2 separate regions of the Homo sapiens genome follow, and region 1 is linked to region 2. A link is a loop called in an ENCODE intact Hi-C map of the cell type or tissue named here. Cell type or tissue: adrenal gland. All regions are shown on one strand. Links, peaks and the distances in the headings refer to the core of each region. The heading gives the core; the rest is flanking DNA.

Evidence for each region. Hi-C counts contacts between places; a loop is a spot of excess contacts. Peaks named below come from ENCODE experiments on the same cell type or tissue, not always from the same donor. Only the 100,000 strongest peaks of a DNase experiment are listed, where the experiment ranks them.
Region 1: it touches region 2 in a loop (2.9-fold over the local background); 4 of 110 quality-filtered maps call a loop at or near these places.

What each region holds. Positions count from the first base shown.
Region 1 is chr13:40,173,074-40,177,592 of GRCh38, reverse strand. All of the region lies in intron 1 of LOC124903162, which reads left to right. Among named protein-coding and RNA genes, the nearest start is that of LINC00332, 6.5 kb to the left of the region's middle. In adrenal gland, for the core only: no CTCF peak of the experiment used is centred there; no DNase peak of the experiment used is centred there.
Region 2 is chr13:40,437,588-40,442,106 of GRCh38, reverse strand. The region is part of intron 6 of LINC00598 (long intergenic non-protein coding RNA 598); the gene reads left to right. Among named protein-coding and RNA genes, the nearest start is that of LINC00598, 41 kb to the left of the region's middle. In adrenal gland, for the core only: a CTCF peak has its summit at 2,099; a DNase peak (open chromatin) is centred at 653; H3K27ac peaks cover 3,087 bases.

The DNA of each region.
Region 1 (4,519 bases), core at 105-4,104, 260 kb after region 2:
AGAAACCTGTATTGCATGTGTATAATGATAATAATGTGGATGACAGGACTACAAGTTGCTATGTACCTGGTAAGTGACAGGAACTGTGGCAAACGCAGATTATACCCAAGTTATAATCCCACAACTGCCCTGCAAGGTGACAGTTGCCCTCTTTTTACAGATGAGGAATCTGAGGGTTAGACAGGCCCTGTGACCTACTCAAGCTTCCGCCACCAGTTGTGGTGGAGACAGGCTAAACCCCAGTTCTGTCTAATTCCAAAGGCTGTGCTGTTTTCTCTACAACATATTATATATTATCAGGATGTGGGGTGTGTGTTCCACATAAACTATTGTGAGAACTTAATTATCATGTAAGACGCAGTGTGTATTATATACACACATATCAAATATGTATATGGGTAGAGATGCTCTTAACATATAAGATCATGTGGTAGCTCACAAAACTTTATTAAATTCATAAAGCAGCTGATATTTACTATTAGAACCCCAAAACCCTCATTTGCTGGGAGTTCAGAGTTCTGAGACCCCTTGAGTTCTTTTGAATCCAAGAGAGGAGGAGACTGGGTTGTAGCAGCCGGCTAGCTGCTGTGGGTGGAAAGGGTTTGCTGCAAGGGCCGGGATCCGGGAAGGAGCCCCCTAAGTAAAGGCTTCTTCTTCTTCTTCTTTTTTTTTTTTTATCATGGAGTCTTGCTCTGTCACCCAGGCTGGAGTGCTGTGGCACGATCTCAGCTCACTGCAACCTCCGCCTCCTGGGTTCAAGTGATGATTCTCCTGCCTCAGCCTCCCAAGTAGATGGGATTATAGACATGTACCACCACGCCCAGCTAATTTTTGTATTTTTAGTAGATACAGGGTTTCACCATGTTGGCCAGGTTGGTCTCCAACTCCTGACCTCGTGATCCACCTGCCTCGGCCTCCCAAATTGCTGGGATTAAAGGTGTGAGCCACCGCACCCGACCTGGCAAAGGCTCTTGAGAACTGAAATGAAGATTCTCTAGAGCAGCTCCTTAAACTTTCATGGCAAAGAAGTCATCTACTATTTAGTTAAGCTGATTCGGATTCAGAATCTAGGGTGGGGACTGGAATTCTGCTTTCCTAATGAGCCCAGAGTGCTACTGCTGGTGCGGGTCACCCTTTAAACAGCAGCAGCAGCGGCGGCGGCGGCTGCAGAGAAGGAAACCTTATTCTTCTGAATGGTTCTCTATAAAGCAAGTCCATTGAGAAAGGAACTGGCCATAAAGAAGCTACCAGACACAAGTGGGCCAAAGTGCTAAGATGACCAGTGGAGAGGCAGGGAGAAAGGACAAATAGGACCTTCCCCATCTAATACACTATCAGATGGAGAGAGAGAGAGAGAGAGAGAGAGAGAGAGACAAGGGGCACAGTGTGGCTTAAAACATTAGAGAACAAGGGTTTTGGAGGAGTTTGTAAAATTACAACTTCATACAGCAGGTAGTAAACTTATGAAACTCATCATTTCTAAATAGATATTAAAAATATAGTTACAAAAGTGCTATAAATAAAATAGTAAATTACATCCTTGCAGTAGGTTACTGAGGGAAGGGAGGCTGTGTTGGAACATCTCCCTAACTTTTGAGGTTGGCACACATGTAAGCTCTGTGCTCATAGTTTCTAAACCAAAAATGCAGATTTATGATTCAGCAAAGGATTCTGTTTTTTTGTTTTCTGTCTCTGTCTCTGGGTGTGAGTGATACTGGAGAATGCAGTATGGATGCTAGGATATTAGCATTTCTAAGAACTTTGGATGGTTTCTGAGAACAAAATGTTAAACATTTGAAGCCAGTGTTGTACTGGGAGTATTGTACTGTTTGTGGACAGTTCTTCAGATGCTACCTTGGGCCAAATTCCCAGGTTATTCTAGTAGTACTGGGTGTGTGGAATGAAGACTGGACATGTTGTTCTGTGCTTTGGAACTAGGTGGTCTGGACCTCAATCCCTCTATGCCAGCTCTCTATTTATTCCACTACATCAGCTCCTCTTCCCTTACTTCCTAAGGTGGCTTTAGGATGTGTCTTTAAATATTCCTTTCATTACATTTCCTAAACTCACTTATTTATTCACAGATATTTGTAAATTACTATGTACCCAACACTGGGCAAATAAAGGTGAACAAAACTCTCTCTCTCCTCTCATGAAGCTTACAATTGAGTGGAAAAAAGATGGGCAGCAAAGTTTGTCCTTACTTCTCTTAATGATAACTTATTTAAAAAGTGTTAGGAAGCATAGCGCACAATTACACACACCTGGGGACAGCCTCAGATTGATGGGTCCCAGCAGGCCTCTAAGGAAATGTATTTCCAGTTGGAACCCTGAGGATGAGGGGGAGCTAGCTGGACAAAGAGTTAAGGAGATAAGAACGCTCTAGGGGTATGGCAAGATGCAAAAGCAGAGAGAGCTTGGAAGCTGGTGTTGGTGGATATCATGATTGGAGTTAAGAGTGCTCTGTTTGCTGAAACTGGAGAGACTGTTCTTAGGGGGCCTTCTATGCTGAGGTCCGTTCTGGTTCCCTCCTCCATGCACTGGAAATCCATCAAAAAGTTTTGAGCAGGAGTCTGCCTTCGTTTGCTGTGGGGCTTGGAATATTCTAACCCCAAACCCAAGACAGAGGCTTGATACTGAGGCTTGAGTTTGGACCCGGCAAGCTCAGCTGCCCAGTGGGCACTAAGATGGGCAGAAAGAGCTTCCTCAGTCACCCACTGGGATAAACTGAATGGGTTCTGTGTCATGTCCAACCTGTAAGGCACAGGTTGACTTAGTGACAGAGAAGAGGGGTGGTACGAACACGGAACACAAGAAAGGAAAGAGCTACTCATCTCCATGATTTATCCTTTGGCATAAAGTAGGCGTAGTGAGTCTCACACAGAACCCTCAGGCAATTGCCATTAATTACGTTTTGTACTAACAGAGTCTTCTTCCAGGAGTAACTAACAGAGTGCTGTGAAGACCTCAAAAACTATTTTATATTCTGCATTCTCTCACCTGCATATAGTATTCCCTCAGGTTTGGGGGATAATTTAGATTATTATCTAAAAGGATTAGCCACTTAATGGTAGCTGGTAGATTAAGCTGGAAAAGCATTTGTTTTCAATGTGTTACCATGATGAATTAGGAAAGTAATTTGCTTTCTCTGTCTCCTTTTTAAAAAATAATCTTATGATGAATGTAATTGTTTAATTTGAAGGAAGTACATTCACATTATTCTCATATACCTTGGTCCCCAAGCTAGAAATCTCTTAGCCCATAGACAGGGGGCTGATTTTTAGCCCATACTACTGCTTATGAATCAGATATCCCTTAGGAATAAAAGGGTATGAGTTTCAAACCAGAAAAGAGAAATCTTTCCTTAGCTTATAGACCCCTAATTAAATTTTCTGGAGATCCACTTGCAGTCTGGAAAAAAGGGGAAAGATGGAGCTTGGAATTCTGAATAGTTTTTAACCAAAGAATTCACTTTTCTTATATCCGTTTAACATAAAAAGTTTTCAGAAAGAAATTCTGATACTGTTGTACTTCCCTCTTCACCTATAAGCCCCCCAAAAATATATCTCAAAGGTGGGATCCTGCAAAAAAAACAAAAAACAAATAGATGAAATTCAGTGTTTGACTCCATGGGAGGGCAAGTATCGGATTAGAGAAACCAAACTGTCAAAGACTCTAAAGTCAGTATAACTGAGAACTTTGTTTAATTCTACCCAAGAGTTATCACTATTTATTTGTTTTCTGAGTGTCTTAAAGCAGTTTGGGAAGAAGTTGGGGCCATCATTTCATTCTAGCTATTTTGATGTGAGATTTTCCCCATCAATCGCCACAGATGAAGAGCTTCTCCAGATATCGTGTGGACTTGGAGATGAGGGAGAAAGTAAATCCTTAGAAGATTTGCATGTCACATGCTTAAGGCACTGGGAGATGGCCTAAGTTTAAGGTTTCTGTCTCCCTGTGAGACCTCAGCTCAAGAGTGAAAACATAAATAAATAGAAGCTCTAGAATTTCCGAAGAGAAGTGCCTGTGATACACAGAAACAATGTTAGAGAATGATCCTCTGCTTCATGATCAGCGATAACAATAATTAAAGGGTTTTGGGACCTCGGTGGTCACCGCTGCACTGTTTAATAGTAATTATTGGGTAATTACATGTTATTATAGCAGAGATATATAATCATATAATTGTTATTATTAAGCATGATGTTGACCATTGCGGTTCCAAACCCATCTTCATTTGCGGGGCCTCTTTGGGGATGGTAATTGAGATAATAAGGGATAAGGTAGAGAAGAGGGAAAGTGACTGGGTGGGGGTGTGTTTGCTTGGCTCAGCTAGAACAAAGGACTGGGAGACAGACCCTGAGGAATCAGTGACATCTGTGCAGGAGCGGTTGGCTGGCTGGCATCTCTGACTGACCCGAGAGATAATTATTCTCAAAGAATTCCTGGCACAGAGTTTTCTGGCTTCATTTCCCTTCACTGACTTTGCAGAGTGTCTGACGGTGGCATTGCACGAGGG
Region 2 (4,519 bases), core at 402-4,401:
TAAGTAGAGCCTTCTTTGAGATTGATTCAGAGTCTTGCTAAAGTGTTAATTTGCAAACTTACTCTTCTAACTATTTAGCAAAAGCGAGGGAAAATTTATTTATTTATATATTTTTACAAACAAAGGTTAATCATGTTGGATAATTTTTTTCTTTATAGGAAGGCAATCAAACAAAAGCAAAATTTAGAAGACTCTGTGTTCATGTTTGCACATAGATAACAGGGCCAAATCTGCCTCAAAGATCGTATTGATGTGATTCTTCATAGCCAGCCTCTCTCACCTTTATTCAGTGCGATTTGGGAACTACTGTATAATATTAAACTGATGGAATTGGCCCATTATGTCAAAGGACATCTGTATGTACACAGTTATTACCACACTTTTTTCCTGGTATAAACTCCTTAGTAAGGACAAGGAGCCACAACATCATGCTAATTTTTAAAAGCATTTAGATGGTGAAGCCATTATCTGTGATGGTGAAAACATGTTGGTATGCATTTAATGGTTAGGACCCTTTATCTGCAAAGGATACTTACAGGCCCAGGGCTCAGGAAACTCAAAAGGAAAGCTCCAGTTCCCATATCGAGTTGCTTGCCAGCCCTTTGGTAAGCCTTGGCAGGCTTCCACCTGTGTCCTGCCCTGGTCTGACCTCCAGAGCCTGTCAGTGCTGGCACCCTCTGAGTACGAGATGGGATGAATGGCCAGCGGCTAGTGCCATCTGAGACTTCAATCAACTTGATACCAAAGGTTAATCTCTTTCACGGGAATCACCTAATTTGTTATGGCCTGCAAGTACTTTCTAGCAGAAGCCTTTTTTCCTATGACGCCGTTTGGCTCATATGTTTAGGTATGCCTCAAGACCTCTAATAGTGTCTAAAATCTCCTGTTTGGGGAGTAATCCCTTTCCCCCTTTTTACATAGATCTTGTTCCTCGGTCTTGGGCAGACAGCATTCATGGGATTCTCTAGTTTAAGATCTTAACATGCTCTGTTTCTTGGATGTTTGGAAAATGTTTATTTGAGAGACAGAGACAGGAATGCGTTTTAGACTTTCATTCCCACTGGGCACAGAGAAATCTGATAGTGATAGAATCTCACAAATAGCTTGAGATATTCCATATCCCTCAGGAGGAGGCTGTTGCGATTTTTATCAATGAAACCTGGCTTGCTCCAGTCCATCTAAGATGATCAAAATGCTCACTCAGAAAAGCAGAATGTTACGTTGGCAATTCCCCTTTCGCACAATAAAATGAGCATGTTTTCTTCACCTACTTTCCTTTTCTTTCCTACAGCCTTCTCCTTCCCTTGGAGTTTGATGGGGTCTGATGCCCTTCTGACCTGGGAGGCTGTTTGAGGAGTTGACATTGCCTATGGGGGCAAAGAGGGGAAATGGGAGCAGAAAACAGCCTGGGATGGCCAATTGCCTCCTTTATCCACAGAAAATTGAAACACTTCAATTAAAAGGAACCATTAGAACAAGAGATTTCCATCTATAGTGTTGTCCCATATTACCAGAATGTGTTAGAAAGATGCTCCAAAACACCCGAGTAAATGTTGCCAGCATGATTCTTGGGGCTGGTGACCCTGGGTCTCAATCCCATGTCAACAAGTTACTTGTCCCCGAGTGACCCAGGGCTAGTCTCTGAGCCTCTTTAAACTTCATTATTTAGTAACTTTAAAACGTGAGTGACTGGGCCAGGCACAGTGGCTCACACCTGTAATCCCAGCACTTTGGGAGGCTGAGGCAGGACGATCACTTGAGACCAGGAGTTCAAGACCAGCCTGGGCAACATGGTGAGACCACATCTTGCTAAAAAAAAAAAAAATTAAGAAAAAAAAATGCTGCCATAGCCCTGTGGGAAGTATCCAAGATACTCCAGTCAGTAAAGGTCAGGGTCAGTTATTTGGAGGTGGAGCAGATGACAGGGCTGAGCCTACACAGCCAATTGGTCAGTTCCAGGGGTCTGGCAGCCAAGAGCTGATTGCATTGGTTTCAATTTTGTGCTACTGAGCAGTGCCTCATGGTCCAGTTTTGGTGCAGTTGAATTTGTGGAACTGGCTGTATCTGAATCTGAGGATTTAGCCCCTGCTGGCTGCTGTAAACATGTCCCTCTAGTTACTGAGCCACTGGTGTGTGGCTTCTTGCCTAATTCTGTACACCCTAGGGATGGCTTTGACCCTTAGCAAGGTGTCTTGGAGAGCTGGATTTCCAAGAAAGACCTCAGAGCTGGAAAGGGCCCTGGATCTTGCATGGTGGCTTTTCTCCAATAATAACATAGAGTAAAGGGGGCCCATGATAGGCAAGGAGAGGTGGTGCCAGAAGTGGTAGACTGCCTGGAAGTCTAAGATCCAGGGCTGAAGCTTGTCAGGAACACAGAGAAGGCGTGGGAGCAGGAAAGGCCTTGGAGGAGGGGCCGGTGGGGGGAAAACATGCAGGTAAGATTCCTTATGAGAGAGCTCCAGGCCTCATGGAACAGGTGTCCTCAGGAGCTGCAGCAGCAAGCACTACGGCTCTGCAGTTTAAAAGCCACCTTCTAGCTGAACGTGAGGCTAGTTATGAACCTTACTGTGTCTCAGCTTCCTCCTTTGTAAAGAAGGAATGATAATCTTACCTTGCTCATGGGGCCATTGAGAGCAGCTGATCCACATACATGGCTTAGGGCTGTCTGCGGCACAAAGTATCTCTCTTAGAAATGTTAGCCGTTACGTTTTTTACGGGAATGGGCCTAAGATTCTATCTCTGTGTATTTCTGTCATCCTGATCATGGGACTATCTCTTCTGCCAATCTCTTTTATTTGCTCCACTCTTTCCTTCTGCTCAGGAATCTTTAAAATCCTAATCAGAGGTATTTGTTAAGTAGTTAATTGTATGTGGCTCTCGGCTCCGTGGAGTATAATGATCAAGCTTGTTTCCTGAAAGTGAAAGTGGTTTTCTGAGCTGTCTTGGAAAATATGTGCCTGCTTTTCGGGCCCACTATTCTGAGACCAGTAGATGCTGAACAGAAGCAGGGGTGCTTTCTCTAGAGTATAAGTCAGTAATAGCAGAGGTCAGGGAGCCGTTGCCAAAGGGCTAAAGAGAATTTAGCCTGTGAACTAGATAGATAATTCTAGTTCAAATCAATGCTTAATAGAATGACAAAAGAATAATTGAAATATGAATTTAAGGGCAGTCAGATTTAAAAAATTATAACTGTTCCAGGTCTTAGGTGATCACTTTCTAGACATGAGGAACTGTGATATTCACCTCTTTCTTTTGGAAGATTATTGACGTCAGTGCTGACAGATTTAACTGTTGGTTTCAGCAAACGGATGTTAACAAAATGGACTTTAATAAGTTTATCTAAATTCCAAGAAAATCTCCAGAGCATGGGGGCATAAGCAGCAAAGGGGTTCTGAATTCCTGGAGGGTTTTTTTTTTTTTTTTTCAAAGGAGAATAAAATAGAAGAACACAATAAGATACTTTCTTTGGGCTCAATGAAAGCTGAGAGAGGAGGAAGAAAACAAGTTCATGTAGGAGAAAGATGAAATAAAAATGTGAATTCAGCAAAAAGAAAAGGAAACTGGGGCAGACTCCCAAGCAGCATACACTGCGGTGACAAAGACGTGGAAGAATTAAGGTCAAACTAGCAAAAGCAGTTCACAAGACACCACTTGCCAAAGACAAACAGGGCCGTGAGCAGGCACAACAAAATGTGACCTCTGTTCTTTATGAGGCAGGGATGAAGAGCTGATAATAATGCCATCCACCGAACAGAGATGTTTGATGTCCCTTTAAAAACCTTCTATACTTAAAAAAAAAAGAACAGGAAATAGGACAGAAGGCTCGGAGGGTGGTGGATGATGTTTCAAATGGGTTAAGGGTATTCAAGTCAGAAGTCTTAGTGTACTTACATTTCAGGGTATGAAAATGAAGTAGCCAAAGTCATTTCCAGAATGAATTTGTGCAATGGGGGAGGAACCCCAAAATTGTAAAGAGCTGTCACATCCATATACACCCGTACACATTAGTACACACACACACCACACACACACATGAAGGTTTAGGCAATAAACCCTGGGAAAAGTCTCCAAGTAAATTAGCAAGCATCTTGAATAAAATACGGTTCAGGGTAAAAGCCTTCATACTTAAAATGGGTGTCTCTGTCTAAGAAACTCTCTTGCTCTGTAGAGGGAATGGCTTCTTGGTCAAGGGGACTCACTGGATATCTTTAGGTTTCAGAGGGACCCAGTGACTGTCCAAAATGATGCTGATCAATAAACTAAGCAATACAACCAGACCAGCTACCATATGTGTTTGCCCTTTGTTCTGGACTGAGCAACTTTTCATGCATCGTGAGTTCTCCAGGTCTGATTTGCCACTATTTTTCCCAGTTTAACATTTTTTTTTTTAAGAGAAGGGTCTTGCTCTGTTGCCCAGGCTGGAGTGCAGTGGCACATTCATAGCTCACTGTAACCTCAAACTCCTGGGCTCCAGCAATCCTCCCACCTTAGCCTCCTAAGTAGCTAGGATTACAGATGA